Regions from separate parts of the Homo sapiens genome. Here region 1 is linked to region 2. Evidence: read pairs that join two places in POLR2A ChIA-PET (ENCODE). Cell type or tissue: A673. All regions are shown on one strand. Each heading gives the region's core, and the rest is flanking DNA. Links, peaks and the distances in the headings are about the cores only. Region 1 holds the start of LOC105376232 (a long non-coding RNA gene). Region 2 overlaps DELEC1 (deleted in esophageal cancer 1).

The links. ChIA-PET counts read pairs that join two places held together with the same protein. Peaks named below come from ENCODE experiments on the same cell type or tissue, not always from the same donor. Only the 100,000 strongest peaks of a DNase experiment are listed, where the experiment ranks them.
Region 1: POLR2A ChIA-PET joins it to region 2 with 5 read pairs; 2 of 35 experiments call an interaction of 5 or more read pairs at or near these places.

What each region holds. Positions count from the first base shown.
Region 1 is chr9:115,365,037-115,369,433 of GRCh38, forward strand. The region is part of intron 4 of DELEC1 (deleted in esophageal cancer 1); the gene reads left to right. LOC105376232 (a long non-coding RNA gene) reads right to left here and starts at 1,380. Exons shown (of 4, transcript XR_930265.3): 1 at 1,008-1,380. In A673, for the core only: no CTCF peak of the experiment used is centred there; no DNase peak of the experiment used is centred there; H3K27ac peaks cover 1,462 bases.
Region 2 is chr9:115,162,027-115,166,423 of GRCh38, forward strand. The region is part of intron 1 of DELEC1 (deleted in esophageal cancer 1); the gene reads left to right. The region is part of intron 1 of LOC124902257 (a long non-coding RNA gene); the gene reads left to right. Among named protein-coding and RNA genes, the nearest start is that of DELEC1, 22 kb to the left of the region's middle. In A673, for the core only: no CTCF peak of the experiment used is centred there; a DNase peak (open chromatin) is centred at 2,725; H3K27ac peaks cover 1,767 bases.

The DNA of each region.
Region 1 (4,397 bases), core at 255-4,254, 200 kb after region 2:
AATAAAAAAAAAAAGAAGAGATTGTATGATTTCTCCAAGTCACTGTTGGCATTCACGTTTCTCCTATGAAAATAAAAGGCCAGCATAAAATGGGCTTTGATATGACTTCATAAAGCTGATCTCATCATGACCACTCCAATGGGAATATTTATTTTACCCTTGATTTGGGGTTGCTGATTAGCTTCCAAAGTATGTAGAGGGTCCTGCCATGCCTGGGGTTTCTCTTAAGATATTTTATATACATGTGGTTGGTTCAGTCGAGGAGAGGCACAAAGTTAATCTAAGGCCTTCTCTATTCAAAACTGTCAGGTCCACAGTTTTTATTCATGGAAGCTTCTGTAGGCTATTCTATAGGTTGGTGCAAAAGTAACTGCAGCTTTTGTCAGTAAAAGTAATGCCAAAAAACTGCAATTTCTTTCGCACCAACCTAATATGTACATCTGAATGGGCTGTAAGCAGACATCTGCCCCTGGCAACAACCAACTGATGATTTTTTTTTTTTTTTTTTTGAGACGGAGTCTCGCTCTGTCGCCCAGGCTGGAGTGCAGTGGTGCTATCTCCGCTCACTGCAAGCTCCGCCTCCCAGGTTCACGCCATTCTCCTGCCTCAGCCTCCCGAGTAGCTGGAACTGCAGGCACCTGCCACTGTACCCGGCTAATTTTTTTTTTTTTTTTGTATTTTTAGTAGAGACGAGGTTTCACGGTGTTAGCCAGGATGGTCTCGATCTCTTGACGTCGTGATCTTCCCGCCTCGACCTCCCAAAGTGCTGGGATTACAGGCGTGAGCCACCGTGCCTGGCTGATGATATTTTATAATTAAATTAATCCATTCAGACAGACTTTCTGATATTCAGATTTTAAAATGCAAAAGAGGATAGGGCAGTTATTTGCAAGATAAATCTCTCTCAATAGTAAGTATAGTTTTGTATAATATTGTATAAAAACAATGCTAATAACAAAATGTATTGAAAATTCACTATATTGGACATTGAATGTTATTTACATTACCTCATTCAAACTCCACAAGAATAAAGTTTGGATTGCCATTCTACATTTACAGTTGAGTTAAGTGGCTCAGAAAGTGGAAACAACTGGGCCAAAGTGGAGGAGGAATTAGAACTCAAGTCTGTTTTGCTCATTTTTGCTACCATGTGAAGCTATCTTTAGGGTGTCAGCCATAAGTTTTGATCAGGTTGTCCTGCCACTGACTTGATAAATCAGCCCCTCAGGAAATAATCTACATGCAGAACTTCCAACTGATTGGAGAAAACAGAAGCTCAGAACCCTGCATTTCTGTCGCATACCATTCTTAGTGTAGAATTGGAACTTTAAATACTGGAACCCTGCTCTGAGACTCTGCAGGCCTAATCATCAACGCCTCCTCTAGGTGCCAGCCATAGAAGGACCACGTTGGGTCTGGCCCTTATTTCAGGGAAAAGGAGACTTTCTGCCCAGTCTCCAGGCTGCTGAATCAGCCTCTTTCTTCCTTTGGCTTTCAGAATTTACTTTCAACCCTTTATTTTTCAGTTTGATGGCCTCACACAGACTGACTTTTGTGAATTGACAGAGATAAAAGAAAATAAAAACCTGGTTATGAACCACTGAGTCTATAAACTGGATACTTTCCTAGATGTGTGGAAAATATAACAGTGCTAGTTTTTTTTTTTTGTTGTTCCTCTTGGACTGTGAGTACAAGGCTCCTTCTTTGAGAATGAGCAGGAATGCCTATAAGGAGTTTTCTTTTTATTTTCCCTGACTCCACTTTTTGTTTCTGGATTATGATTTATATCAGAAAACATTTCCTATGGTTTGGAGATATTTTTAGAAGTCTGAGGGTGGTCTCAGGAAAAATGGAAAATACTCTGTTATTTGTTTCTTTATCTTCCAACTTCTCTCTTTAGGTTCCAATCCGGACCTTGCCCTCAGTCTTACTCCTTTCACTGTCCGAGCCAATCTTTTGTCCCTTGTTTATTTCTGTAGGGAAACACCCAATGCAGGAGGTGATAGCTCTGGAATTTGTCATTGATAAGCCACCTCCTTCCAGAAATCACAAATTCATTCTGACTGAACCCTTTTTTGCTTTAAATCAGAGGAGCGGTAATTTCTAGTTTGAAAGTGACAGACACATGTGGATGGTATCCTTGGGAAGAGGAGGAAGAGCAGCACTACAGTGTTATTTTACAGACAGCGTCCTACCTCATCTATGGGCACAGAAAGGCAAGGGAGATCCTTATTTTATACCTCTATGAGAAGGTAGTCTTTTAGCATTGCAGAGATCCTGAACCGATACTTTAGGTGATATGAAATGTCAATCATACAGCACCCCTGATGAAAAACCACTGGGCCTAGAAACTTTGAATACTTATGGTGCTGAATAACTCATTACTTTGGAAAGTTTGCTGTTATTATCTTGTGCTTCTTATCATCAAATATGTTCTCAGGGCCCATTGAGTGCTAGGAAGATCTTGAATCATTTGGAGAAAATGCAGCACTGTGTATTGGTCTCCAGACAGGTTATATTCCTGGCTGAGGTCACAACGTCTGGTGCAAAACTGAATAATGCGAGGGTGATATGGGATTCGTAAGCATTTTTACACTCCTGCTAGGACAAGAGAGGGTTTTGGAGATACAGATTCAAAGACAATTATACGTGAAACAGCAAAGTCTGATAGTTGAGGACATGGCCTCAGGATTCAGAGTTCACTACTTATTATCTACATAAAGTTGACCAGCTTACTTAATCTCCATGAGCCTTGGTTTCTCCATTTGTAACATGGGGCTCACAGAAGTATTTGCTTCATAGGGGTGTTGAGAAAATGAAATCACTTAATACATGCAAAATATTGAGAATACTGCCTGGCATATAGTAAAAAAGAGCTCAGTAAACTTAAGCCATTATTGTTATGACCCTGACTCAAGCATGTGTTGAGAAATCCTGAATCAAGTGTAGTATCATCATAGAGGAATGGAACACTTGTTTGTTAAATCTTTGCACTTGCAAGATTTTTAGTGGACACTAAGTTCTTTACTTTTACAGTCTCATTTGCTCTTTTCTAAAATCCTGTTGTCTGGGCACATCTTAATGTTTCCCATATTACAGATGGGAGACTTGTAGCTCAAAGAGGTCAGACATTTTTTCCCAAGGCCTCAGCTTAAATGTCACACCTTCAGAGATAGATGCCTTCTCAAAGCACTCAATATAAAACAGTCACCCACTCCCGTTTTACATTTACTCTAAGATTATCATCTGCATGTTATTCACTATTAGCTGGCATTTTTGTCATATTCCTGTGTGCGACTGTGCTTATTTTATGCCTTTTCCCAGCTAGAACACAAGCTTTCTGAGGATAGGAACCTTTCTTGTCTTGGCACAGAACCAATCTCCAGCATTTAATATGTTGCAAATCTTTGGTAAACATTTGCTGAAGGAGTAAATGAAGGACACTAGAAGGAGAACAGAATAGAACAATTATTCTGTAAGAAAAACAGAAGGAGCTGTCTTTGCTTTCCAATGCTATCCCCAACTTCATGACCTTGGGCAACTGATTTCCTGTCTCTAAATTAGGGAAATGAGAATAGTAACCTCTACTTCCTTACAGCTATGATGAGGAAAAATAAAATAAAATTTAAAAATCACTTAGCATAGTGCCTGCGCATACCAAGGGCAAAATAAATGCTGGCTTTTGTCATTGGAGGAGGCAGGATTTGTGAGGTTTGTTTGAGAGTCTTTCCTGCTATGTTCTATGCTTATATAGGAAATTATGAATAATAACTTTGATGAGAACAGAAAAGTTCAATAAAACCATCATCTCTTTGTTCCATTTGGTTACTTCAAATTTGACAATTATCTTTTAATGGAGAACTGAACTAAATGTTCTCATTATTTTCTTTCCAGACTAAATGCTCCTTCTTAAACTAAGTCTCCCAATCCCACCTCATATGTAACTATTTTATTTCTTCCCACAAGCTCAAGGAATGTAAAAAAAAAAAAACGAATCTTAAGATGTTAAGCTTAGTGGAAATGCAGGAAGGGCTTACAGGTTGGTTGCCTGGTGCAATTTTCTGTCATGCAGGGAAACCAAGACTGAGAGAGGGAAATGGATTCACCTCCTGACACAGTGGACAAGCCAGGACTTGAACCCAGGTCTCTTTAATACAGTTTCTGCCATGTTTCCCTGACACTCACACAGAGAAAACAAATCTACAACAGTTATGTCTCCACTTCGTAAACCTTCCATTCTCCATCACCACTTCCAAATAAAGAATAACGGTTGTTACAGGAATATGTCATTACTTGCCCATTTCGAATTGCCAACCAGGGACTCCCATTTCCAACATGTTTATGTAAAAGATTAGGAGACTCTTTGCTCTAATTGGTCATTTTTCCACTGAGTAATA
Region 2 (4,397 bases), core at 282-4,281:
AGCCTCTCTGTCACCCAGGTTGGAGTGCAGTGGCATGATGTCGGCTCCCTGCAACCTTTGCCTCCTGGGTTCAAGCGATTCTTGTGCTTTAGCACTGAGTAGCTGGGATTACAGGTATGAGCCACCACACCCAGCCCATAATCATATATTCTTAAGTGGGTGTGTGTGCATAGGTATGTGTGCATGTGTTTTGCTTTTCAACCTAAAAGCGATCATACAATATGTCAACAGCCTTGTGTGTTAAGCACAACAGAGTTCCTCTCATTCGTAAATGAAGAGTCTGAGGCTTGAGACTTGGTTTGCCCAAGTCCAGTAGCATTAATACAGGCAGCCAGGTCTTCAGATAGCTGCCCAATTCCCTTTTCGCATCTCAAATATGTGAGGTCTTCAGACACCTTGGAGATAATATTTGCTCTCACCTCTTTCCTCAAAGAATTAAATGTGACTTGCCATCTTGAGTTTTGTTACAAAAGATTGTAATGCTATTCAATAGTGGTATCATATGTTATTTACCATGGAAAAAGATGGCAAAAACTCCCCCTGAGGAACTGCACTAAAAGTAAAAGATCAAGACCAAGGGAAGAGAAAATACAAATATTCGAACCCTATGTATCTAACATGATTAATATATCCGAGATACATATGCGGCTCTGGTTACCAGAAGCCAAAGAAGAAAAGGGAAGAAGATTCATTTATTTGTCCTTAGGAAAATAGCAGTTCCCCAGTCAAAGAAATATTTTGCAAGCACTTAGATCTCAGAGAGGTCATTTAAAAGGCCTTTAGCATTTATTCAACAAATACTTATTTACTAGCTACTATGTACCAGGCACCATGCTAAGATATGAATATACATAATGAAGAAACAATGTCCTTGTTTCTGTGAAGCCAAGTCTAGTGAGGGAGAAAGATGTTAAAATTATACTCTTCTATATATTATGATATGGTCAGTGATATCTTTTGGCTCTGCGTCCCCACCCAAATCCCACCTTGAATTGAAATAATCCCCACATGTCAAGGGCAAGGCCAGCTGGAAGCAATTGGATCTTGGGGCAGTTTCCCTTATGCTGTTCTTGTGATAATGAGTGAGTGTCACAAGATCTGATGGTTTCATAAGTGTCTGGCATTTCCCCTGCTTGCACTCATTTTCTTTCCTGCTGGCCTGTGAAGCAGTGCCTTCCACCATAATTGTAAGTTTCCTGAGACCTCCCCAGACATGTGGAACTGTGAGTCAATTAAACCTCTTTTCTTTATAAATTACCCAGTCTCCAGTATTTCTTCATAGCACTGTGAGAACAGACTAATACAGTCAGTAATGGAAAAGAGTAAGATGATGGGAGAGAATTTGAAAGGATTTGGTTTAGCTAGAAGATAGCTCTTGTTAAAGTGATACTATAGCTGAGATTGAAAGCTAACTAGGTTTTAAAAATTTGGAGCATTAAGAAGAATAGTGTTCAGCAAGAACAGCAGATGTGAAGGTCCCAAGTCAAGTACAAGACTGATGTATTCCAGAAACTTTTAAGGACAGTGTGTTAGTGTGAATTTCAGAGGCCAAGGAGGAGAATAGTCTGGGATGAGCCCTGAGAGTAGCAGGAGCCCAGTCCCCTTCCCTGCAGAGCTTTGCTAATGTTGGTGAGATGTGGTCTGGAGAGAGACATTAAAACTACTGAAGGATTTCAAGAGAGAAAGTGGCTGTCAGATTTGCATTTAAGACTATTGCTCTGGCTATTGGAAATGATAGCAAGAAAAGTGGGTGAAAACAAGAGTGCAAGTCTGGAAACTAGAAGGAGGTTATGGAAGAGGCACCTTTGCCAGAGATTAGGGTGATCTGGAAATACGATAGAAAATAGACATTCTAGGACGGGCACAGTGGCTCACGCCTGTAATCCCAGCACTTTGGGAGACCGAGGTGGGTGGATCACGAGGTCAGGAGATCGAGATCATCCTGGCTAACACGGTGAAACCCCGTCTCTACTAAAAATACCAAAATTAGCCGGGCGTGGTGGCGGGCGCCTGTAGTCCCAGCCACTTGGGAGGCTGAGGCAGGAGAATGGCAGGTGAACCCAGGAGGCAGAGCTTGCAGTGAGCCGAGATCGCACCACTGCATTCCAGCCTGGGTGCAGAGCAAGACTCCATCTCTAAAAAAAAAAAAAAAGAAAAAAGAAAAGAAAATAGACATTCTAGAGTTAAAAACTCAACAAGCTTGATGCAACCATCTTGTTTCAGGGGAAGGCAATTACTGCACAGAGAATAATCATGGACAATGCCCCTCAAACCTCCACATCCCCAAAATCAGGACATATAGAAGGTTGGAGCAAAAATATAACCTTGGCTAAAATAATTAATAGTGTTCTTCTTGATTCAATTTGCAGGAGACATTCAGAGAAAATATCCACACTCAAAACTGAAATATGAGTGCCACACAGTCATTGCAGCTCACATCTGGGAATTTTCACCAAGCAACTGAAAAAAAGGCTATTTTCAGTTCTTTCATATGCTCTTTTTGTCATAAGTTGGGTTCGGGGGGTGGGGTTCAGAACCACAGTTGCTGTGGTGAGAGAAGCAAATTTGACAGCTTCTGGCAGAGCAAAGCACAAGTATTTCCTGCAGAGTTTTTCAAAGTAAATGGGTCTCCCTCCCTGGGCAGATACTGGCAATCCTTGATGACTCACTTCTGAGGGGCTTAGCCCATCAAGGATTCAAAGAGAGGGAGAGGCCTGGCACCAGGCCCAGTGCTGGTGACAAAGTGGCTTCTTGCCTGCTTTTTTGTAGTTGCTCCAGTGGGCACATCTGTGCCCGGAATTTGTCATGAGACAATGAGGGTTTGTTCCCTGTATCCGAAATGATGACTTCATGATTCTTTTATGGCAGAGTAAGAGTTGGAGCAGAGGAGATAGAGGATTAATGGAGTTAAAGGAGCATATTACAAAGATTGAGTTTCATATTGGTTAAGATCTGGAATGCTTTCTATCTGGCAAACTGTAAAATCCAAAGCATTAATTACATTGACAATAAGGACCCAAGTGTCCTCCCATTTAGCTGTTTTCAAAAGGTATTATGAGTATCCAAGCTGTCAGGGTGATGTGTGTAGACTTTTTTTCCTTTCCTGTGTCAAAAGCATGATGTTGAGCAGTGGCTTTTAACATTTTTGACAATAACCCATAGTCAGAAGTACCTTTTTTTTTTATTGTGACTCTCAACACACACATGTAGTGGAAAAAGTTTAATAAAAAATACCACTGCAATAAGTAACACACACAGTTTCTATGATATTTTACTTATTAAATTATTTCCTGTGTAAAAATGTGCCTGTGACCCAGTAGATTGTTTTCATGACTCTCTAACAGGTTGTGACCTGCAATTGGAAGACATAGATATTGAGGAAAGAACACAGGTCTTGGCTGTTGAGGCTCATGACCTACCTCCCCAGCTGTAGGAGATTTTTCTGTGCTTTAGTATATGAGTAAGCATGAGAGAGGTGATGCTTCAGTAATACACACTCCCAACATTTCAGTGGCTTAAAACAACAAAAGTTTATTTCACACTCATGCTATAATGGAGGCTTGACTCCATATGATGCAGAGATCCAGGCTGCAGGAGCCTTCACATCAACCCTACTTTCTCCTCATCTGCTGCAAGAGCAATTTTACTTCTAGCTCTGACTCTTTTTTTTTTTTTTGCTGTATGGAGCTGGGCAAGTCATAGAACCAGGGCTGACTTTATGTGCATGTGACTTAGGCAGTTGTATAGGGCCTGGTGCTCAGAAGGGCCTTGTGGCTTGGCTTACTACTCTGCTGTCACTGCCTTGAAAGTCTTAATAATTTTTTAACAAGAAGGCTCTTTTTGCACCAGGCCACACAAATTATGTAGGTCATTTGCATACAATCTTTTCTAAGTCTCCATTTCCTCATCTGTAAAATGGGTTAATAGAGAAGAACTCATAGCATTCTTAAGAGGACTAAAAGAAAGAGCATAGTACATACACATGTAGTTTTCAACTTGCTGCCTTTATCTTCAGTAGTACCGCTACAGAAAACTTTTACTTAATCAAGTTAGACTTCTCACCTTGAAAAGCTGTACTTCCTTATGTTGCCCTCCCTACTCCCTTCTGTTTATCTAAATTTTGTTCATTATTCAGGGCTCTACTCTAACACCTCCTCAGGGTCCTCTTCCATGACTGTCCAAGCTGTTTTCAGAACCCCTACCCCATTAATTGTGGATCCCTTCTTTATGACTCACTTACTTTTGTTTCCTCTTCTCCTTTGGACCCTTCCTTGGTTAGGATCCCTCCTACCTCGCCTGGAACATTAAACAGCCTCCCCATTAGTAACCCTTTTAGTAGCCCCTCTCCAGTTTGCCCTCCAGTTCCACTCTCCATCATACCAGGGTCATCTTCCTGT